Linked DNA regions of Homo sapiens: region 1 is linked to region 2. A link is a loop called in an ENCODE intact Hi-C map of the cell type or tissue named here. Cell type or tissue: psoas muscle. All regions are shown on one strand. Links, peaks and the distances in the headings refer to the core of each region. The heading gives the core; the rest is flanking DNA.

Region 1 (11,784 bases), core at 557-8,556, 82 kb before region 2:
CACTCCTCCCCCTCTTGCTCTCCTCTGACACCTCCATCCCTGCCATTCTGACCTGGCTAACTCCTAAGCATCCTTTAAGTTTCAATGTATATGTTATGACATATCCTTATAGAGCCTTTCCTATCACACAGCCCCAACCAAGCACACTTTACTTCCCTCTTCTTAAGGTTCAACATATTTATAATCCACTTCTTTAAAACCTTTCTTTCCCCCATGGGTCTGTAAACTCTTTGAGGGCAGGGACTGGGTCTATTTTGCTTACTATCGTAGCTCCAGTGCCTAGCATGTGGTAAGTCCTAAATACTGTTGAATTAATCAATTAAGCAGGAAACGAAAAGCCAGGTTCACCAAACATTATTACTGTCCTGTTCTGAGTCTGTAGATATCCCGAAGTCTTAGCAACCTAAGTCTAAGAAATACCTTTAGGAATATGATCGATCACTTGGTATGGCAAAGACCAAGGTTTGCCTATCCAATATCTAGTCTCCATGTTATAAGTGAAGGCAATGTCCTTTACAGATAGGGGTATCCGATAAGTGGGTGGGGTTTCCAGGAAAGCCCTTTAGGGTACAGGGGGTGGATTCTACCAGGAAATATGTCCTTTGGCCTTGTCCTTCTTCCTGCTTGGAGCACAGATGTGACAGCTAGAACAGCAGCGATCACTCAGCAGCCCTAAGGCAAACCTGATGGTGGAAGCCAGCACTAAAGATGATGACACCAAAAGAAAGAGGGAGCTTAGGTCTCTGGTGATCACAGAACTGCCATGCCAGCTCTCAGTTACCTAGCTTCAGACTTCTTTCATGTAAGGAAAAAAAAAAAAACCCAAAAACTCTATCTTTAAGTTCCTGGTTTTTTTGTGTTTGTTTGTTTGATGATCTGTTACAATTGAACCTAATCCTAACTGAAATACCCAAGTTTGCTAAAGTGAGTTTCGAGAATGATCTTTAAGCTCGGCGCAGTGGCTCACACCTGTAATCCCAGCCCTTGGGAGTCCAAGGCAGGAGGATCGCTTGAGGTCAGGAGTTTGAGATCAGCCTGGCCAAGATGGCAAAACCCCATCTGTACTAAAAATACAAAAATTATCCGGGTGTGGTGGTGGGCGCCTGTAGCCCCAGCTACTCCAGAGACTGAGGCAGGAGAACGGCTTGAACCCAGGAGGCGGAGGTTGCAGTGAGCTGAGATCGCCCCACTGCACTCCAGCTTGGGCGACAAAGCAAGACTCTGTCTCAATTAAAAAAAAAAAAAAAAAAAAAGATCTTTGAGGTTTGAGGTTTAGAAACAAACCTTCCACAGGTCCTTTGCCTCGTCTGCACTTTCCACTTTGTGTTCTGCTTCTTTCCTGTGAAGGTTCCAAACACACAAGAGCATATGTCCATCTACTGCATTTCCATCCATTGCACAGGTTGTTCCTCTGTGTCTCTGACATTGTCTACTTTGCCTGGCATTCCAGGTGTAAACGGTTAACTAGGGACTCACACATATTAATATATTACCACTGTAGGTACACAGACTCCTGATGTCTTCAAGGGTCTGTAAACTCAGAATCAATCCTCCATAGAATTCTAGCATATTTTAGAGTTATAAAAGAACTCAACACAAATATGCTCAAGTTTGTGTCCTTAACAGTTATCAGATGTTGAATATTTACTTTGTCTGAAGTCTAAAAGATACACAATTTCGTTTCTTTCAGATGATTATGCTGTTTTTATTTCTTACCCTATCTGAGCAGCAGGTTTATTGATTGATTGATTGAGATGCAGTCTCACTCTGTCACCCATGCTGGAGTGCAATGGCACGAGCTCGGCTCACTGCAACCTCTGCCTCCTGGGTTCAAGTGAATTCTCCTGCCTCAGCCTCCCGAGTAGCTGGGATTACAGGCACGCACCACCACGCCCGGCTAATTTTTGTATTTTTAGTAGAGATGGGGTTTCACCATGTTGGCCGGGCTGGTCTTGAACTGCTGACCTCAAGTGATCCACCTGCCTCAGACTCCCAAAGTGCTGGGATTACAGGTGTGAGCCACCACACCCAGCATGAGCAGTAGGTATTTTTGATAAAAGTTTTTCTGTTTGTTTGTGGTTTTTTTTTTTTTTCTGAGACAAGGTCTTGTGCTGTTGCCCAGCCTGGAGTGCAGTGGTGCAATTAAGGTTCACTGTAGTCTCAACCTCCCAGGCTCAAGTGGTCCTCCCACCTCAGCCACCCAAGTAGCTGATACTACAGGTGTGAGCCACTACGCCCAGCTAATTTTCATTCTTTTTTGGGTTTTTTTTTTTTGGTAGAGATGGGGTTTTGCCATGTTGCCCAGGTTGGTCTTGAACTCCTGAGCTCAAGCGATCTGCGCCTCAGCCTCCCAAAGTGCTGAGATTACAGGTGTGAACCACTGTGCCCAGCCTTGAGTTTTTAAAATCTTTTTTATTTCCAACAAAGCACAAATATCTCACTTTCTTTTCTCACAAAGAACTATGCTATATTCTCAGATAGGTCACATAACTTTAATTTGCCTGGCCACTTTGAACTCCCTAAAGCTCAAAGTGCTTTTAGCATCTCACCATTTGTCATTTTAGCAAACACTACATAAGTCAATCCACCCTTTATCCAACCCCAAGCCAAGAAGAAATTTGCTGTTTCATCTGTGTCTCAAGTTGCATGGAATGTTTTCTGGTTGGAAGACTAGTCTGATGCTCATCTTGCTATTCAAAACAAACCCCCTTTCACTACCCTGAGTCACACATGCTACAGTATGAATCATTTCAGTCAGGCATATTCAAAAAGTTGGTAAGTAACAAATTTTAAGGTTTAAAATAGAACATACAACTGCATAAATGACAACATTATAATCACATATAACAATGAGATAAAGACTAAAAGGAAAGGAAAACAGTTACATTAGGCTGGGTGTGGTGGCTCACACTTGTAATCCCAGCACTTTGGGAGGCTGGGGTGGGCAGATCGTTTGAGGTCAGGAGTTCAAGACCAGCCTGGCCAATATGGGGAGACCCCGTCTCTACTGAAAATACAAAAATTAGCCAGACATGCTGGTGCACACCTATAATTCCAGCTACTCAGGAAGCTGAGGCAGGAGAATTGCTTGAACCGAGGAGACGGAGGCTGCAGTGAACTGAGATCACACCATGCACTCCAACCTGGGTGACAGAATGAGACTGTCTCAAAAAAAAAAAAAAAAAAAAAGAAAAGAAAAGAAAACAGTTACATTAAAGTAAAGAATTATAGGTGGAAATATTTTTTATATTACAAAGCTGCCCTAAAGACATATTTTTTAAAAGATATAAATCAACCAATCAAATTTATGAAAGGAAAGCCTAAATATTCAAAACCAAAGTATTGTTTAGAAATTTCAGGAAGAATTTTGTTTGTTTTTTCTGATGGATTATCTTAAAATTCTAGAATAAATTTTCAGGTTTTCCTTAAAGGACCATTTTGTGTGCACAACAGAAACATCAGCCAAAGCTGCCAAGTCCATTTGTAAGACCAATACGGTTGTTTTTTTTTTTTTGAGATGAAGTCTCGCTCTGTCGCCCAGGCTGGAGCGCAGTGGCACGATCTTGGCTCACTGCAACCTCTGCCTCCTGGGTTCAAGTGATTCTCCTGCCTCAGCTTCCTGAGTAGCTGGGATTACAAGGCATGTGCCACCATGCCCAGCTAATTTTTGTATTTTTTGGTAGAGATGGGTTTTGCCATGTTAGCAAGGCTGGTCTTGAACTCCTAACCTCAGGTGATCTGCCTGCCCCAGCCTCCCAAAGTGCTGGGATTATAGGCGTGAGCCACCATGCCTGGCCCAATACTGTTTTTAAGAGACCAGCTGACTTTATTTGCTCATAGGTGTAAATTCATTATTAAAGAAATGAATTTTGGAAGTCAGGCACAGTGGCTCATGCCTGTAATCCCAGCACTCTGGGAGGTTGAGGTGGGCAGATTGCTTGAGGCCAGGAGTTCGGGACCAGCCTGGCCAACATGGCCAAAACCAGTCTCTATTAAAAATACAAAAATTAGGCTGGGCAAGGTGGCTCACACCTGTAATCCCAGCACTTTGGGAGGCCGAGGCAGGTGGATCACGAAGTCAGGAGTTCAAGATCAGCTTGGCCAATATGGTGAAACCCTGTCTCTACTAAAAATACAAAAATTAGCTGAGTGTGGTGGCACAAGCCTGTAGTCCCAGCTACTCAGGAGGCTGAGGCAGAAGAATCACTTGAACCCAGAAGGAGGAGGTTGCAGTGAGCTGAGATCATGCCATTGTACTCCAGAATGGGTGACAGAGTGAGACTCCGTCTCCAAAAAAAAAAAAAAAAAAAATTAGCTGGGCATGGTGGCATATGCCTGTAGTCTCAGCTACTTGGGAGGCTGAGGAATGAGAATCACTTGAACCTGGGAGGTGGAGGTTGCAGTGAGCTGAGATCACACCACTGCACTCTAGCCTGGGCAACAGAGTGAGATACTGTCCAAAAAAAAAATTACTTAATTAATTAATTAAAAAAAGGGATTTCAGGCTTTATTTTTAATTTTTTTTTTTTTTTTGAGACGGAGTTTCACTCTTGTTGCCCAGGCTGGAGTGCAATGGCACATCTTGGCTCACTGCAACCTCCGCCTCCCAGGTTCAAGCGATTCTCCTGCCTCAGCGTCTCGAGTAGCTGGGATTACAGGCATGCGCCACCACGCCGGGCTAATTTTGTTTTTTTAGTAGAGATGGGGTTTCTCCATGTTGGTCAGGCTGGTCTCAAACTCCCAACCTCAGGTGATCCACTCACCTTGGTCTCCCAAAGTGCGGGGATTACAGGCACCAGCCACCGTGCCCTGCCATGGATTTCGGGCTTTCTAATGGTAGAGTATGGCCTGATATATTGGCACCCACAAAGAAGCTGCCCTTTTTTTTTTTTTTTCTGAGACAGAGTCTCGCTCTGTTGCCCAGGCTGGAGTGCAGTGGCGCAATCTTGGCTCATGCAAGCTCCGCCTCCCAGGTTCACGCCATTCTCCTGCCTCAGCCTCCCATGTTGCTGGGACTACAGGCGCACGCCCGGCAATTTTTTTGTATTTTTAGTGGAGTCAGGGTTTCACCATGTTATCCAGGATGGTCTCGATCTCCTGACCTCGTGATCCGCCTGCCTCAGCCTCCCAAAGTGCTGGGATTACAGGCGTGAGCCACCGTGCCCGCCAGAAGCTGCCTATTCCTAAATATACCTTGTACTAAACAAAAATGGATAGAAAACAGGTATCATGCTCTGTCTTCTCCCTTCCCCAGTTGACCAACATGTGCAGTTGGTCTCACTGCTCTGAGTATCATGATTGTCAGAAGATAGGCAAAGAGCTGCTGGCAGAGACCCTGGCAGCAGTACGAATTAGGCTGGAATGTGATATGCGATTCTGCAATACTCAGTGAAGGGATGACTCATGCTTGACGGTTATAAACAAAAAAGGACGCCAACACTGTTTCCTGGAGACAGGGAGTGAAAAAATAAAAATTAATATAAAGAGGATGAGCCAGAGCTGTTATGGGCCTTAGTATGGCCACCTGAGAGGGAAGTCTGACCTCAGACTGTTTCATGGATGGCTATATACCTTCTTAGCACCTAGAACAGTGCCTGGCACTTAGTAAGCATCCAATAAATAAACATGGAATGAATTAATGAAGAAATGATGCTCAAAGCCACTTTCAATCGGCATATGTAAAATCTTCTATCTTTCAACTCCCATCCCACACATTTTATCCCACACATTTATCTGAAATTGCATTTGCCTCTACTCCAAGAATAAAGCAATGAGTAAGCATTTTGCTCCTAACTCAATCAAGTAAAAAGAATCTCAAGGAATCATGACAATAACCCATAATTCCTATATTGAGTCATAGTGAATTCCTAAAGAGATTTCTCTTGTAGAACGCATTCTGCATAAATCTGTGGAGTTTACAGAAGTTGATCTGTTACCACCCATTTTCTCGGCATGATTAAGAAATGCAATAGAGGCTGGGTGCAGTGATTCACGCCTGTAATCCCAGCATTTAGGGAGGCCGAGACAGGCAGATCACCTGAGGTTGGGAGTTCAAGACCAGCCTGATCAACATGGAGAAACCCCATCTCTGCTGAAAACACAAAATTAGCCGGGGTGGTGGCGTATGCCTGTAATTCCAGCTACTCGGGAGGCTGAGGCAGGAGAATTGCTTGAGCCCAGGAGGCGGAGGTTGCGGTGAGCCGAGATCATGCCATAGCACTCCAGCCTGGGCAACAAGAGTGAAACTCCCTCTTAAAAAAAAAAAAAAAAAAAAAAAAAAAAAAAAAGAAATGCAATAGAAAGGAGCTTGCTACTCTACAAACACCAGAATATACTTCTTTGGTTTTGTTTTGGGTATAAAGTGTAAAATGACACTATTTTATTTATTTTTAAATTTTTTGTAGAGACAAAATCTCACTAAGTTGCCCAGGCTGGTCTTAAAACTCCTGAGCTCAAGCGATCCTCCTGCCTCAGCCTCCCAAAGTGCTAGGATTATAGGCATGTGCCACTGTGCCCAGCCAGTGACGCTATTTTAAATGCCAAGAAGTAATCACTCAATCACTGACGAAGGCTGACCCCTTCCTAAGAATACTGACTCTTATAGGTGAAGAATCCTTACTCTGTAGCTCATGGCACATTACTAAAACTCTATTATAACAAAGGATGATTATACTAACTGATAATTCAAACAGAAAACAGTGGCCTGGCACAGTGTCTCACGCCTGTAATCCTGGCACTTTGGAAGGCTGAGGCTGGAAGATCCCCTTGAGCCCAGGAGTTCGAGACCAGCCTGGGCAATATGGCGAGACTCCATCTCTACAAAAAATAAAACAAATTAGCCGGGTATGGTGACACCCACCTATAGTCCCAGCTACTCAGGAGGCTGAGGCAGGAAGATCCCTTGAGCCTAGGAAGTTGAGGTTACAGTGAGCCGTGATCACGTCACTGCACTCTAGCCTGAACAACAGAGTGAGACCCTATTTCTAAAATATAAACAAACATACAAACAAAAAGCCAGAAAACAGTTATGTACGCAGGCTAAAGTTGGTAGGTAGCAGATGTCTTTGCTTTCTCTAGAGTTCTGAAGCCTCAGGTTCACACACAACTATATATTAGTAATTGTCCTGCCCTTGGACAGCCTTGACCTCTATCCTTGTCCCCATATTCTAGCTACTTTACTTCCAATTCTCCTCTCGTGACATTCTCATGGGGCATTTGAAAGGTTTCTCCTGTTTGTTTTCACACAGGGCTGATTCTTTTTCATTTCTAAATAGTTCCCTGAACCATCACTCTTAAATATTAATTACATATTAAGTAAAATACCTCCCTATTTTTGTTATTGTATAGAAAATACCTTGACTTGGCTGGGTGTGGTGGCTCATGCCTGTAATCCCAGCACTTTGGGAGGCCAAGGCGGGTGAATCACTTAAGGTCAGGAGTTTGAGACCAGCCTGGCCAACATACTGAAACCTTATCTCTACTAAAAATACAAAAATTAGCCAGGCATGGTGGCAGGCACCTGTAATCCCAGTTACTCAGGAGGCTGAGGCAGGAGAATCGCTTGAACCCAGGAGGCGGAGGTTGCAGTGAGCCAAGATCGTGCCACTGCGCTCCAGCCTGGGAGACAGAGCGAGACTTCATCTCAAAAAAAAAAAAAGAAAAAGAAAATACCTTGACTCTTTTTGGTACATATACTTTCCAAGGGGGAGCTGCAACCAAACAGGCTATAACATGTTTCTAGGTTATAACATGCCTCAAAGAAACTGGGATCAATGTGAAGGCAAACCAGAGTTTTATCCCAGTAGTCAACATTGAATGGATACAAGCTCATCTCCCTACCTAGTAAAAGCATCAGTGTGTAACTCAGGCCAGATATAAGACTTAGAAAAAACAGAATCACAGTCATAGCCCTCAGTAGCCATAGAAAGCATGAGACAATCATGCTAAAAGTAGAAGAATATTTATAATCCCAAACACCCCAAAGCAAAGGCTTTAGCTCTGATTCTCAACTCATGAGCATGAAGACTTTAAGGATCTCAACTCTCTTCTCTCTATCTCGAATGACAATGGATTAGGTAACCGACAAGTTGATAAGAATATATTGAATGGTCTCTATGCATTCTACCTAATGGACAGTCAAACACCCAGGTATCTACTGATGCAGATAACAGTAGAAATCTGAATTTTATTCTCTTGCCACTTACTAGATTGAGAGAGAGAGACAAAATATTTTCTCTAGAATGGAGAAGAGGGAAATAGAAAGGAGGGAAAACTTTACCTTTCAACTTTTATATACTTCTGTATTATTAACCTTTTATAACAGCTTTCTCCTTTCATTTTATTACAAAAGTAAGCCATAATGAATTATGAAGAACGTTCTCTCTAATAAGAGTAGAAGAATAACTATAAGTAAGTTGGAACAAGAAGCCTTAAGTTTTGGGAGGAGTTCCAATGTGGATGATCGTCAGGGAAAGGATGGGTGGCTGAGAGAGCAGGAAATCTTCTCAAGGACACTGATTTATTCAAAGGCAGGTGGAAATGGGCTTACTATGTGCCAGACACTGTGGTAGGTGCTTTCAACACATTCTCTCACTTTAGCCTCATACCAATTCTAAAAGATAGGAATTATAGGCCGGGCACACTGACTCATGTTTGTAATCCCAGCACTTTGGGAGGCTGATGCAGGCAGACTGCTTCAGCCTAGAAGACCAGCCTGGGCAACATGGCAAAACCCCATTTCTACAAAAAAATACAAATATTAGCCAGGCATAGTAGCATGCACCTGTAGTCCCAGGCACTCAGGGGCTGAGGTGAGAGGATCACTTGAGCCTGGGAGGTTGAGGCTGCAGTGAGCCAAGATCTTGCTACTGCACTCCAGCCTGAGCGACAAAGTGAGATACTGTCTCAAAAAAAAAAAAAGACAGGAATTATAGCCCCATCTTACAAATGAGAGAACAAAGTGACACAGCTAAGTGACAAAACCAGGATATAAATCCAGGTCCATGTAGCTACAAAGACAATGTTTAAACAGTCATTGAAGGCCCACTGTGTGTCAAGCACTGTCTGATTTGGTGTTTGGGAAGTTATGAAAGTAGAATAAAAGATAGACTAGATGCGGCCGGGCGTGGTGGCTCATGCCTGTACTCCCAGCACTTTGGGAGGCCGATGTGGGTGGATCTTGAGGTCAGGAGATCACGAGCATCCTGGCTAACGCGGTTAAATCCCATCTCTACTAAAAATATAAAAAAATTAGCCGGGCGTGGTGGTGGGCACCTGTAGTCCCAGCTATTTGGGAGGCTGAGGCAGGAGAATGGTGTGAACCCGGGAGGCAGAGCTTGCAGTGAGCCGAGATCGCGCCACTGCACTCCAGCCTGGGCAACAGAGTGAGAGTCCGTCTCAAAAAAAAAAAAAAAAAGATAGACTAGATGCTTTCAGGGGTCCTAACAATTCTAGCTAGGGTTCTGTATTAAGAAGTATATGCTGGTTACAAAGTAAAGGCTTTGTTATCAAACAAGATAATATCCTCTATGGATTGGCTGAGACATCACAATAGCAGTCAAAAAGAAAATATTGTTAATAGTCCTAACAACAGTTTCTGCCCGTTGACAATACTTTTCAATCTCTGAGTCTCTGAATTAGGGAAGATTCCCTACCCCATCCATCCTCTACTCAGAAGGAAACAAACAAATATGTGAGATAGTAAAAACAGAAAGGAAGCCATTTGGTGCAGGAAAGAGGTAGAATCCTAGCAAAGGCAGAAGACAAAAGAAGAAGATTAAGACTGTGACTGCTGTCAGATTTTTGCCTCAAGAGCTAACCCTGGAAGGCCAGAGATGAATCACTGACAGTGAATTGAGAAAATACAGCCTCAGCTTCAGGATGTTATTTTGTTTTGTTTTGTTTTTACTTTAAGTTCTGGGATACATGTGGGGAACGTGCAGGTTTGTTACATAGGTATGGTTTGCTGCACCTATCAACCCGTCATCTAGGTTTCAAGCTCCACCTGAATTAGGTATTTGTCCTAATACTCTCCCTCCCCTTTCCCCCCAGCCCCCGACAGGCCCCCGTGTGTGATGCTCCCCGCCTTGTGTCCATGTGTTCTCATTGTTCAACTCCCACTTATGAGTGAGAACATGCAGTGTTTGGTTTTCTGTTCCCGTGTTAGTTTGCTAAGAATGATGGCTTCCAGCTTCATCCATGTCCCTGCAAAGGACATGAACTCATTCTTTTTTATGGCCACACAGGATGTTTTTATTTATTTAGTTATTTTTTGAGACAGAGACCCAGGCTGGAATGCAATGGCGCGGTCTCAGCTTACCGCAACCTCCACTTCCCAGGCTCAAGTGGTCTTCCCGCCTCAGCCTCCTGAGTAGCTGGGACTACAGGCATGTGCTACCACACCCAGCTAATTTTTGTATTTTTTGTAGAAAGAGGGTTTTGCCTTGTTGCCCAGGCTGGTCTCAAACTCCTGAACTCAAGCGCTCTGCCTGCCTCGGCCTCCCAAAGTGCTGGCATTACAGGCGTGAGCCACTGTGCCCAGCCAGGCTGTTCTTTTAAGAGATATCAAGGTTACTATAGTGAGCATAGGGATTAAAAAAAATTATTGCCTCTGAATCACACATATCCTTCATAGGTATATTAGCCTATAACAGGAACTCCCAGGTTTTTTGGTAAAGAGCAATGTATGCAGGATGGTTAGATTTTACTATGTATGCTAGTGCATGCTAGGGTAAAGGTGAGAGAGATATTAAAAACAAAATAGGATTACTGCCATGAAGAATTTATAATTTAGCATTTACCTGAACTTTCCACATCCTTTTTAAATATATCACTTCAGTTTCCTTTTTTTGCCACATAAAATAAGAGTTTTTAAAATTTTAATTATACCTCTAGAATATCATTTCTTGTTTCTCTGTCCTGTACATATAAATGATCCTTGTTTCTTTTCCCTTGGAGTTGACCATTTTTTGGCCCAATTCCATAGACTCCTTCCTCCAACAGTATCTTCTTGCCCTGAGGATCTCACTCAGCAGTCTTTCCTACCTTTTACCTATCAACTTTTATCTTTTAACCTAGATATACTCAAGAGACAATATGGTATCTAACTAAAGGTAAGTAATATATAACAAATGTTGGGTTTGTTTTTTTTGAGACAGAGTTTCACTCTTGTTGCCCAGGCTGGAGTGCAGTGGCATGATCTCGGCTCACTGCAACCTCTGCCTCCCTGGTTCAAGTGATTCTCCTGCCTCAGCCTCCTGAGTAGCTGGGGTTACAGGTGCCTGCCACCATGCCCAGCTAATTTTTGTATTTTTAATAGTGACAGGGTTTTACCATGTTGGCCAGGCTGGTCTCAAACTTCTGACCTCAGGCGATCAGCCCACCTCAGCCTCCCAAAGTGCTGGGACCACAGATGTGAGCCACAGATGTTGGGGTTTGTGTGTGTGTGTGTGTGTGTGTGTGTGTGTGTGTGTGTGTGGCGGGGCAGGGGTGTGGTTTTTTTTGAGATAGGGTCTCACTCTGTCACCCAAGATGCAATGCAGCCTCGACCTCCTGGGCTCAAGTGATCCTCCTGCCTCTGCCTCCTATGTAGCTTGGACCACAGGTGTACACCTCCACACCTGGCTAATTTTTTGTAGAGACGAGGTCTCACTTTGTTGCCCAGTCTGGTCTTGAAATGCCAATACCTAGACAAGAATTGAGAGATGCCAGTTTTCTAGCAACAAACAGTGTTTAGTAAATTTGGGGTTAAAATTTTATGTAAACTTGTCATTTTAAGATCCTTTA
Region 2 (11,784 bases), core at 1,473-9,472:
CCGGCACTGATGATGTGGGCTGGGTCATGGGAGTTGGCTCAGGTCTCCCCGGCTACCCAGCACGTTCTTCCCTGGATCTGCCACATCCCTGAGATGAGAAACGTGACCCCAGTCCCCTCTGGGGTGCCAGATGAGGCAATGGATATACAGCATCATTAACCTGATCCCTGCTTCTGCCTCTTCTTTTCATAGGCATATTTTGGGCTTTCTCTGTATATCCCACAGAGCAGAGGGCGCTGAAATAGAAGTAAAACTGAATGACTGAATGTACACACCCTATTGCATTCCTTCTAGGCTCCTAGGGAATCAGAAGCTCCCCTGAGCTGCAGTAGGGAGTTGGGGGAAGTGAGTGTCATTTCTGGGGACAGCCTTTTCCTACCTCCCTTCTCTGTCCAGGGACAGGCTCTTGGACCCCTAGCCCATTTCCCAAATCTTCCAGAGGCCAACCTAGAGGCCTCCTGCCCGCTGCTGCTTTTGTCCTCTTTGATCCCCCTCCAGGTCTGATTCTGGGAGTTCTCACTCTTCCTTTCCATTTCCTCTTCCTTACAGTTCTCCAGATACCCCACCACTGGGACCCTAGAGCTGAGCTAGTGTCCATAGCTAGTGAATAATTCATCAGGCTCAGCAAGAGCTAAATTAGACCCAAGGTGATACTGTGACCAGGAGGCCTCCTTTGGGCATCTGGAAAGGCGAATCCTGCCCTGGAAAGACAAGTGCTCTGTAACATTAACTTCATTGTATAAGGTTTCTTCATTGCCTGAGAAGGTAGCTTCAGATCCAAATATAATCTGGGCCCTGTGCCTGTCCACTGACTTCTCAGGGGCTCAATGGCTTATGGGCATGCCCCCCAAGAGGTGCCACTCATGTCCTTTTGAAAGCCTTCCTGGCATCAACAGTCAGCTGAACAGCATGCTACAGTTTGCAGAATGCGTTCACACACATTTCTCGTTTAGTCACGTCAGCTCATGGTATGCTCTGAGCCCTTGAGTCAGCAGGAGCACACCAGAATTCGGTGTTTCAATCCTCTGCTTTTAGAAAGGAATTATTCCAAATTATTCCTGGCAAATAGGGTGGGGTAGAGGGTGCTCTGCTTCCTAAAAGTTGCCCAAAAAGGAGATGTGGCTTCCTCTCCGGGTCACTTTCTCTTGGGCCTGTTCCCAGTAAAACCTCCTCCAGGGAGAGTGACTATAAAGGCATGAAATCATCCGTCTTTCCTACCTGCCTGGTACAGATTTTGATTTGCCTAAAAGTGACCTATGTAAGTGGTTCTGTTCACTGCCCAACATCTGGGCTCATGTCTGTGCCCAAGAAGGACTACCTAAACAGGAGTGTCTGTGGCATTAGATGGGCAGAGGACCAGCAGGAGAGATGGCATACTCCCTCCCTGGAAGCAGCTGAAAGGTGCCCTGGTGTGTGCATGTGGGTGCTGCCCTGCAGCTTCCTCCACTCTGGCCTGATCTGTCTGCTTTCCCAGCTCACACAGCTGTGCCTATTCCTCCACGTATTCCTAGGAAGCATGCCCACCTGGGTTGCTGCTGTTCACGCTGAAGAATATTATCCTTCCTCTCGCATTTCCCTGGGGGTTAGCAGAGCTCTTTGGTCACATGGGTTTCTAAGAAGATGCACCTTCTGGCTTGATCTGAAAGTGAATACTTGGGGAGGGAACCTCTGAAAGATGACCATTTTCCAAACCTCCATTTCCAAGCAGGCTTGGTGAGCATAAAAGAAGCCGCCAGCCTTTCAAAGAGGAGTCCTCACTGGCAGATTTTCACAGCACATTTGGGGCCTGAAATTTTTTTAAGGCCTCACCTTGTATTCTAAGCTACTAAATTTAGCTACTTTTTAGCGTGGTTCTTTGCTCCTAAAGCCTATGACTTCTCCAGTTTCCCACCCTTCAAAATGTGTGGTTTGTGATTTTTTTTTTTTTAAGAGAAAGAAAAGTAGGCCAGGTGCAGTGGCTCATGCCTGTAATCTCAGTGATTTGGGAGGCCAAGGCAGGAGGATCACTGGAGGCCAGAAGTTCGAGGCCAGCCTGGGCAACATAGTGAGACCTTGTCTCTCTTAAAAAAAAAAAATAATAATAATAAAACTAGCTGAGTGTGGTGACATGCACCTGTAGTCCCAGCTACTTGGGAGGCTGAGGCAGAGGATCATTTGAGCCCCCCAGAGTTTGAGGCTTCCGTGAACCATGATCACACCACTGCACTCCACCTTAGGGGAAAGAACGAGACCCTGTCTCTACAAGAAAAAGCAAGAAAAATAAGATGATTTTAAAAGGGCAGTGGGGAGAGAACGGAAGAATAACAACAAGGCAAAGGAAGAGAAAATAAAAAAAATAAGATTTAAAGAATACTAAAGAAAGAAGGGGCATGGCATAAAAATTAAGGGAAGAGAAAGAAGGATGTGGAAGAAAAAACTAAACTAAGGGGAACCCAGTAAAAGGGCTGAGACCTTCCAGACGTGCAGAGAGAAGAGCCTGTGCCCAGGACCTGGGCTTCCTTCCAGTCCACCCTTCTCAGATGACAAGAGCCTATCTGTCACCCCCGCCTCAGGCTTAACTTGGAAGGGTGGAAAGAGTGAAGCCAGAGACCCCCTGCCACAGCTCAGCTGCCCATCCTGTGAATTGATAGTGACCACTCTGTGTCACTGAGATGTGGCCTCCATCTCTGCCAGGCCAGAGAGGAGGCGCCCCAGGGATGTCCAAGACTGACCAAGAAGTGCAAGTGATGTGGCTTACTCCACAGCTCCTTTTCTTTGCAAAAGAAGAGCTGCTTTGCAAGTGGTGTCCTTTCAGAGCCCACTGCTTTAGTGCCCTTGGCAGCTTTTCCCAGGTGTGCCTGCAACTCTCTTTGCTCCTGATGGCAGCTACTTCTTTGGCTTTTTCTGTTTCAGACCAAGTCTTCCAGGTACTGTCTGGAATACTGTGGTTTGTGTATGCATGTGCACATACATCCATGGTGAGGGAGCTTCAGGACCAGTCACCTATTTCAGTAAAACTTAGAAAGTGCCATGTGTTTGCACGAGGGCCCTGGGAGATAATGGTCCTATGTACCATTTGCAGCTAGGAGAAGTGAGACTCAGCTGCACAGAGTCTCCAAGGCTTGGCTCATTCACCCTCTCCTCCATCTCCTGATGCCACTGGTCTCACTCTCCAAGGCCGCCTCGTCCAAGCTGCTGCTTTGTAGTTGCTCCTGCCTCCTCACAGTTGTGAAGCGGCACGGACAGAACATGGAAGCCGCACAGCTAGCAAGTGGCAGGGTGTGGATTTTAGACCAGGTCTTCTGACTCCCAAGCACTCTGTGGGCCACTGAAAGGCTCATCCAGTGCCCAGCGAGCCCAGCTCTGGCACATCTTCCTGCCAGACACATTCACCTTAACCCCCTGTCTTTACGCCGTCCTCCCATCACATTTGTGGAAACAGTCTCAGCGCCTACAGTGACTTGACCAAGGTCACTTAGAAAGCATGGAAGTGAGTCTCACGCCCAGGGCTCTACAGGGCCTTTCCCACCATGCCACCATGCTTTGGGCTATCTGTTCCCCACCCCCACCACAGGAAGCTCTGCATCCTTGGCAGATTTGGGAACACGTCTCATGTATAAAGACGAGCAGGCTTAGAAAAGCATTGCTCTGCTGCTAGCTTGCCTGGCAGACATCTCCCTGGTTCTTGTTTGCTACTTTTCTCCTAGTGAACTATTGGTTCCCTCCTGAACCCCTGTTTTCCTGCTGTTCAGTTATTGTGCTGATGGGTAAGCTGCTCTTGGAGTGGAGCTATAACCTTCCATTAGGGAGCTGCCAGGTGCCTGTGTTGGGGGCAGCTCTCCCCAGTTCATTCTGGTGGTGCAGCATGGCCTTGCAGGAAACTCTTTCTGTTGCTTCTGAGCCCTCCTGATCCCGGGAAGCACAGAGAGACCTACCATGCAGAGTGAACCCCAGGGCTCTCAGCTCACTCGGCCCCTCCCCACCTGTCTCCTGCTGCCACTGCCTTCTCTTCCTTTTCCTCTGCTTAATAAGAAAAAGTTTAAAATGTTAGCTTGGGCTGGGCATGGTGGCTCACACCTGTAATCCCAGCACTTTGGGAGGCCAAGGCAGGTGGATCGTTTGTGCCCAGGAGTTCAAGGTCAGCCTGAGCAACATGGTGAAACCCCATCTCTGCAAAAACTAGCTAGACATGGTGGTGCACACCAGTAGTCCTAGCTACTTAGGTGGTTGAGGTGGGAGGATTGCTTGAGCCTGGGAGGTCAAGGCTGTAGTGAGGTGTGATCGTGCCACTGCACTCCAGTCTGGGTGACAGAGCAAGATCCTGTCTCAAAAAAAAAAAAAAAAAAAAATCCTAGCTTGGTGGGGCCTAGCCTGGAGCGGGCAGAGAAGGGGTATCTTGGCCGGGTGCAGTGGCTCATGCCTGTAATCCCAGCATTTTGGGAGGCTGAGGCGGGTGGATCACGAGGTCAAGAGATCAAGACCATCCTGGCCAACGTGGTGAAACCTCGTCTCTGTACTAAAAATACAAAAATTAGCTGGGCGTGGTGGTGCACGCCTGTAGTCCCAGCTACTTGGGAGACTGAAGCAGGAGAATCGGTTGAACCCAGGAGGTGGAGGTTGCAGTGAGCCAAGATCGCGTCAATGCATTCCAGCCTGGTGACAGGGCAAAACTCCATCTCAAAAAGTGAAAAAAGAAGGGGTATCTTGAGTATGAGAAGACCAAGCTGTCTTTGTTTCTACCTGAGACAGAACTGCAGTGGCTGGACTGCCTTTCATGGCAGCTAAATGAGGTAGATCATTTCATTGTTTTACGATGTCAGTATTGAGGGAGGATCAGTCTTATGCTAGGCACAGTGAATGGTCCAGATGAACATAAGATCTGATCCCTGCCTTATCATTTAATAGGGGCATAAGACCTATTTACAAATAACCCTTATGCAAGAACAGTGCTTGGTGCGAAAATATAAAGTCAAGATCCAGTACCATAGGAGGGGGATCATTTGCAGAAGTAGGGGAGCTGCCAGAAGTGTTCCCTGGCCCTACAGGTCAGAGCTGGCCCCAGAAATTGGGACCTATGTAATATGCTTTGCCAGGCTTCTTCACAAACCCCAAGTCATCAGCCAACCACAAATGTTTGTATAGTTTCCATGAGCCCAGGGTATGAGGACTCCTGATCTCAGTGATTTTGGCCTGCAAGCCCTGGCACTGGCTCCCAGAGATAGCACTGGGCCCTTATCTCTTCACACCTTCTTGAATTTGGGACTACCCAATCAACGTGACGCGTGTCGGCCATCAGTATTTAAGCCTGGAGTTCCTCACCAGACTCAAGTGGGTGCAGAATCCATGTCTTTCTGAACGACAGTTCTGCTGTGAGAAGCTGCCATTAGAGAGATCCAGCAGGCCCCAGGACTCAGCTGGCCAGCCGGTGACACTGCTCACTGCTCATTGTCCTCAGCTGTGGACCTCTGTCCCCCTCTGCTGGCCACTCACAGAATTTCCTGCTGGCACTGTCAAGATGAAGTCCAAGGAGGAAGAGACTGCTGTGAGTTTCCCATCTGTGCTTTATCTTGGGTGTTTTTGCCAGGGCAATGCTGGCAGAGACTGGGAAGCAGAAGCTAGTGCAGAAGTGGCCATTGGTGTCCAGGGCAGAGACTGGATTTCTGGGACAGGATCTCAGGGCAGAAGAATTCCCCTGGTGAGGCTGGCTGCTGTCAGCTTCCTCCAGGTGGTTATTGGAGTAGAGAAACTGCCTTGGAAGTGATGGTGCCTTAAGCCAACGGGCAGGGCAGCAGGGAGAGGAGGAGAGGACTCTGGCTGGAGCTGGCTGTGTTAGGATCTGCCAGGGAGCCCCCCTCCAGGCTCTAGTCTTTTTTGGCTTTGGAGAGCTCTTCGCTATCCTGGAAGGCTGGCTGGGAGGCTCACTTCCATTCCGAATCCATGAGACTGCTCTGTTTGTGAGAGGAGCTTCTGATCATGGGAGGCATTTCTGTGAGATGGGAGGGGTGAGGTGGAGTGCCTGTCTTCTGGGTGGTTGAAGGATGCAGGTGCACATGTCATGTGTCCTCGTGCACATCCCTTTCAACCCCCTTTGCCCCCCACCCCCACCCCTCCTCATTGATGCCTGTCACACCTGGGTGTCCTTATGCACACAACTCACAGTGGAACAGCTGGACTTGTGGAGGGGCATCTCATCAGAGCTCGGTCCTCCCGCGCTCGGTGATCCTCCCTGTCTCCTGCCAGATGGGAAGGAGCAGCCCGTGAGCCCCAGGGGAGGGGGAAATCTCCTAGAGCAATCCGCCCCTAATCCCCAGGCTGTGCCTCAGTCTGGAGATGGCGGCTGCAGAGTCTGGGAACTCAGGCACACCTGCTCGCAGCCCAGTGCTGCCCAGGGTCTGTGACCCCGGGGGCCTGACACAGTCCGCAGACAGCTGGGGCCTCAGAGCCCCGGGTACCTCATCGCCGGCACGGCTTCGGGAAACAGTGCCCACACAGGTGAGGCGTCTGGTGGGTGGAAGGAGAGAATTTCACCGGGCGGGGTGGAGTTGGGGGATGGGAAAAGGCCTGTTCTGCAGTTAGTCAGGTGGGCTGTGCTTACACTCCAGTCTCTCAGGGAGCTCTCCTCCAGGTATAGAGAACTGTTTGTGGGTGGGAGAAGGGAGGAGCCTTAGGCTGCCAAATGCTGGGAGAGCCCCTGGGGTTGGATGTGGGCGCCCTGTGCAGGAAGGCAGGTGAACCCTGGCAGAGATGCCTCCAGAAGCTGTGGCTATGTGGCACTTCAGCTGGGGCCCAGGCACCTTATTAAGTGGAGGGGTGTTCCTGGTTGTGGTCGCTTGTGTCTGTGAAGAAACAGTGACAGGAATGGGGACTGTGAAGGTCCAGTGAGTGCTGACCCCAGGGAGACAGTGGGAGAGGCCATAAGGAGTAAAATGTTTGGGTACTGAGAGTTTTTAGGGAATTCAGAGGATGGACAATGGAGAAGACCTGAATATGAGAGGGGAGCTCGGGGCCCCAACTGGGATCTGTGGGTGTGAGGAGACGAGGAGGGTGCAGGACATTTACTGGACAAAAGGGCTTTGTTCTCCACAGGGCAGACACTGAGGGGAGGATGTAGTTTTCATCAGAACTGAGGGGTGGCCCTAATGGAAGGGGCTAGAAGCCAAGGGTTAGATGAGAGGGATGTCTCCACCAGGACAAGAGAGTAGCCCTTAGGGTCAGGGCAGGAGGAAGAACTTGCTGGCCACAGGAGGTGGCAGGTGGAAGCCTCTACCTGGTGTCAGCTGATAATAGGCAGCTGGCTCTGCACTGCCTGGAGATGAGTAGTTGCTGCTTGAAAGGATGAGTGAGTGACTTTCCTTGTCTCTCGGTAGTTTGCACCTGAAATCCCCTTGTAGTAGAGCGAGATGCCTTTTAAAGCTACTGAGGGCATGCTCTGCCCTTCGAATCCCCCATGTGGCAGCTGGGGCCTTGCTACAGGGGTTTTGTCACCCCCTTGTGCCCATGGTGAACTGACTCAGGTCCATACTGCCCCACATGTGTCCCATTCAGTGTCTGAGCACGTGGTGCCTGCCCTCTTGAGAAAAGCCGCTTAGGCTCCCAGGCACCAATTAAACCGATAGGTAGGCTCTTTCTCCACCCCCACCCCTTTGCCCACCTGGGAGCACCCGGGTCAGCTGTGATGACACATCCAGAGCTGGAGTGAGCAGCTTCCTGTTACCCACATATCCTCACCAGGAAGGCAGAGAGCCACCAGCCCCACCGGGCTATTCCTGCTGAGTTGAAAAAATGGAATGGGGAAAGCCTCTGACTTCAGGACCAAGGGTTGGAATAATTTTTCCACCCTGCTCTTGCTGGAATGTTGGGTTGGTACAAGAAATTTCAAGTTCCTTCTCTCCCAACTTTACCGTAAGGTCACATGACCTCTTTGGGTTGAAGGATTTTAGCTGGCTGTAGGCTTTCCTCTCCATCCTAGTCTGGTTGACCTCCCCTTCCATCTGAGAATGGGTAGAAAAAGGGAATCTGAGCGTTCTTTATCCCGAGAGGGCCACTGAAATCAGAGTCACGGGGCAGCAGTCAGCAGATTGAAGCATCTCTGCTGAGTCACCCAGGCCTGCCAGCCCCGGGGCCGCACTCGCCTGCTGGGCTCTGACCCACTGGGAGCCCAGACCTTGCTCCCAGGAGCGGTGTTCTGCACAGGCCTGGGCCTGCTTGTCTAGACCCATAGACAAGCCAGGGTTGACACCTGACTCCATTGTCAGGATGACTGGGCTGCCCTGCTTTCCTAAAGGGAAGCATAGGAACCCCCAAAGCTTTTTCTTTGTCTTTTTTTTTTTTCCATCTAAGAGTGACCTTATATTGTCTTTCCAACTCCTGAGCAGATGGCTAACATGAGAAGGCCCCTTTCTCCCTGTCAGCCTGCTGTGGGGACCCTAACGGGTTCTTTGCGAGTCTGGGAAGGGGCTGCCTGCCTCAGAGGGAGGAGGGTCAGAGGTACAGCTTTCTCGTGCAGCTGGGAGCACAGGTGTGGAGCACATGTTCCTTGCAAATGGCAGCTGTTTCTGTGGTCTATCTTGAAAACTGCTTAATGCATTTACATTATGAAGAAAGAGAACCACGATTCACATTTCCCAATTTACATAGCTAGTGCCCTTCCCCTCCCTCCACACAGCTTCACTTAAGCCTGGATACTTTCTGTTCCAACAGTGTCTACTGTGTGCCTCCCGGATATCGGGGATCCAGGCTGCTGGGCTAGTGTGTGAGAGGAAGCACCGGTGTCCCATGTCCAGGGCCGGGTTGACACGAGGACACTGAGTTCAGGCCCTGGGAGGAGGTGGAAACCCCAGGAAGTTCCACGGGAGCCAGGGCTGGGAAGCCCTGATCCGGCAGCTCCTTATAATCTGGCAGAGAGCCTAATCCAGCTTCATTTAGTGTTGTGAAAGGGGCCAGGGAGGTGAGTCCGGGGTGCCACCAAGGCCATGTGGAGGGGAGCCCCCAGGTGTGCGTGGGCTGAGGGTAGATCTCACTGGAGCAGGAAGAGGAATAGGGAAAGTTGGGTCTTGGACACTTGAGAGAACGTCCCAGCTCTGGCTTATCCAGACATTTGTCAGCACTTCTCAGCCCTCAGCCTTTGTGTAGAGCAAGATGTAAGGCCCTGGCTGGTAGGGTCCCTGAGCAGGGGGCATTCTGGTGTGGAGGGGGATCATGGAAGAAGTATGACTCTCCCTCCACGGTTCTCCTCTTAGAGCTTGCCCAGCCCATTCACAAGGATTAATCTGGAGTCAGGTACCTGTGGAGTGGCCAGCCTATCTCAGGCAGGTTGGGGTGGGGTGAGGAGGTCATGGTGTGGGGGCCACAACTCCAGGTGTGGTGCTGGTGGCTGGGCATGGATAGGGAGCTGGGTGGCATGGGCCAAACAGGACTCTGTGATGGTCTGGAGAGAGGAGCAGTGGTTCCTGTGTAGCCCACCTGTGCCCTGCTTTGGGCTGGGGAACCTTGGGCATTTCTGCCTGCTACTGACTGGGAGTTGAGTGATCTGGTCTTTTTAGTCAACCAGCTGCACGACAGGGGTATTAGGAGTGTGTTAGGAAGAGCTGCTACCCTACTAAACCTGACACAGTGAGCTGAAGGACCCAGAGACCCTCCTGCATACCCACTCTGTAATGGACAATGGTGGGAGCTGTGGCCCAGGCCAGTGGAGGACCCTGGCCTTCCACACCCAATTGTTGAAACATCACCTCCATCTAGTTCCTAAACATTTTCAGCAACCCCAAGGAAACCCTGTACCCATTAAGCTGTTACTCCCCATTCCTTCCCCCACCCCCACCCCAGCCCCCTGGCAGCCACTAATCAGCTTTCTGTCTCTGTGGATTTAACTGTTCTGGATATTTCATATAATGGAATCATTCATTATGTGGCCTTTCTTGTCTGGTTTGTTTCACTTAGCCTAACATTATTGAGGTTCACCCATGTTGGAGCATTACCGGCACTTTGTTTCTTTCATGGCCGAATAGTATTTCATTGCAAGAAATGTCACATTTTGTTGACCCATTCATCAGTTAATGGACATCTGAGTTATGTCCACCTTTTGGCTATTGTGAATATTGCTGCTATGAGCATTTGTGTACAAATGAGTGTTGAATACTCATTTTCAATTCGTTTGGGAATTGAAAATATCTAGGAGTGGAATTGCTGGGTCATAAAGTAATTCTATGTTAACTTTTTGAGGAACTCCCAAACTGTTTTCCACATCAGCTGTGCTGTTTTATGTTTTAGGTATGTTGCACAAAGCTTCCAATTCCTGCACATGCTCACCAACACTTATTTCCTTTTTTTTTTTTTTTTTTTTTTGAAGCAGGGTCTCACTCTGTTGCCCAGGCTGGAGTGCAGTGGTGTGTGTGATCATAGCTCACTGCAGCCTCGAACTCCTGGGCTCAAGCCATCCTCCTGCCTCAGCTTCCTGAGTAGCTGGGACTACAGGCATGCACCACCACACCTGGCTGTTTTTTTATTTTTTGTAGAGACAGGTCTTGCTGTGTTGCCCAGGCTGGTCTTAAACTCCTGGACTCAAGCAATTTTCCCATTTTGGCCTCCAAAAGTGCTGGGACCACAGGTGTGAGCCGCTGTGTGCAGCCCACTTATTTCCTTTCTAAAAATTACTAGGGGCTGGGCTTGGTGACTCATGCCTGTGGCCCCAGCTACTTAGGAAGCTGAGGTGGGAGGATTGCTTAAGCCTGGGACGTCGAGACTACAGTGATCCACGATCATGCCATTGCACTCCAGTCTAGGCCATGGAGTGAGAACCCGTCTCAAAAAAAAAAAAATTATTATAGTCATTCTAAGGGTGTGAAGCGTCTCTTAATTTGTTCGTATTTGTTTCTAAGCACCTGCTTTATGCCCTTTACTCAGTGTTTCATCTCATCGTCCTGATAGCTCTCAGCTGGTAAGTGACAGAGCCAGGATCTAAATTAGTGCCCAACTCCAACTTTAAAGCCCTTTCCTTTACCTTCCGCAGACCCTGTATCCTGTCTCATGGCTGTTCTTTTTGGCAAGTCTTTCTCCTTTTCTCACCCTCTGTCCTGTTCCAGCACTCTGAACAGCTTTCTCATCTTTTTCTTCTTGTTCACTAATTTTCTTTCCTTTGTTAAAGCATAATCTTTCCTTTGTTAAAGCTGTCCCTATCTGTGTACCAGCTCCTTGGCTCTGTTTACCTTGGTTGCCCTCTCTCCATCGAGTCCTGAAAGGTAGCTGTCACCCTGGGTACATGTGCTGGGGAAGGCAGGGCATGGAGAGCTCCCCACCTTCTTCAGACATGCCAGCTCCCTCCACGGGGAAGGAGAGCAAAGTGATGTTCTGTGATTGGAGACCCAACAGCAGATCCCAGGCATTGTAAACCTCTGTGAGGGGTAGGAAAAAGCCGGCGTCCTGCTGCAGGACTCCCAGGCTGGAATCTTGACCCTGGGGTAGAGAAGAGGGGCTAGCAAGAGGACCAGGATCCCAGCCCAAGGCCCCTCCACACACCAGGCCCAGGAGTGTCTCTTCTCTCATTCCTGGGGATTTCCCAGCCAGCTCCGACTCTGCTTCTCAGAGTTGTAACTAGACAGCTCAGCCTCTCAGGGATCTGGAGGTCTTGGGTTTCCTCCAGGGATGGGGGCAGGGACTAAAGATCCTGGAGGGGAAGGATGGGGGGATGTCTGCTATTTCCTGTTAACATGCAGGGTGTTTCCCTTGTTCTCCAAACTTTGAAATAACCTTTCCTGGGTTTGGTCAGCTTGTGTGTGAAGAAGGCAGATCCAAGTGAGATAAATGTGA

Evidence for each region. Hi-C counts contacts between places; a loop is a spot of excess contacts. Peaks named below come from ENCODE experiments on the same cell type or tissue, not always from the same donor. Only the 100,000 strongest peaks of a DNase experiment are listed, where the experiment ranks them.
Region 1: a loop joins it to region 2, with 2.9 times the contacts of the local background. A loop is called at or near these places in 9 of 110 quality-filtered maps.

Annotation. Positions count from the first base shown.
Region 1 is chr1:205,170,223-205,182,006 of GRCh38, forward strand. The region is part of intron 2 of DSTYK (dual serine/threonine and tyrosine protein kinase); the gene reads right to left. Among named protein-coding and RNA genes, the nearest start is that of DSTYK, 36 kb to the right of the region's middle. RefSeq lists an enhancer at 4,477-4,978. In psoas muscle, for the core only: no CTCF peak of the experiment used is centred there; a DNase peak (open chromatin) is centred at 5,329; H3K4me3 peaks cover 282 bases; H3K27ac peaks cover 7,763 bases.
Region 2 is chr1:205,250,896-205,262,679 of GRCh38, forward strand. All of the region lies in intron 2 of TMCC2 (transmembrane and coiled-coil domain family 2), which reads left to right. Among named protein-coding and RNA genes, the nearest start is that of TMCC2-AS1, 19 kb to the left of the region's middle. RefSeq lists a silencer at 866-1,063 and an enhancer at 6,438-6,947. In psoas muscle, for the core only: a CTCF peak has its summit at 5,459 (motif pointing left); DNase peaks (open chromatin) are centred at 5,426, 8,116 and 8,756; H3K4me3 peaks cover 1,231 bases; H3K27ac peaks cover 5,428 bases.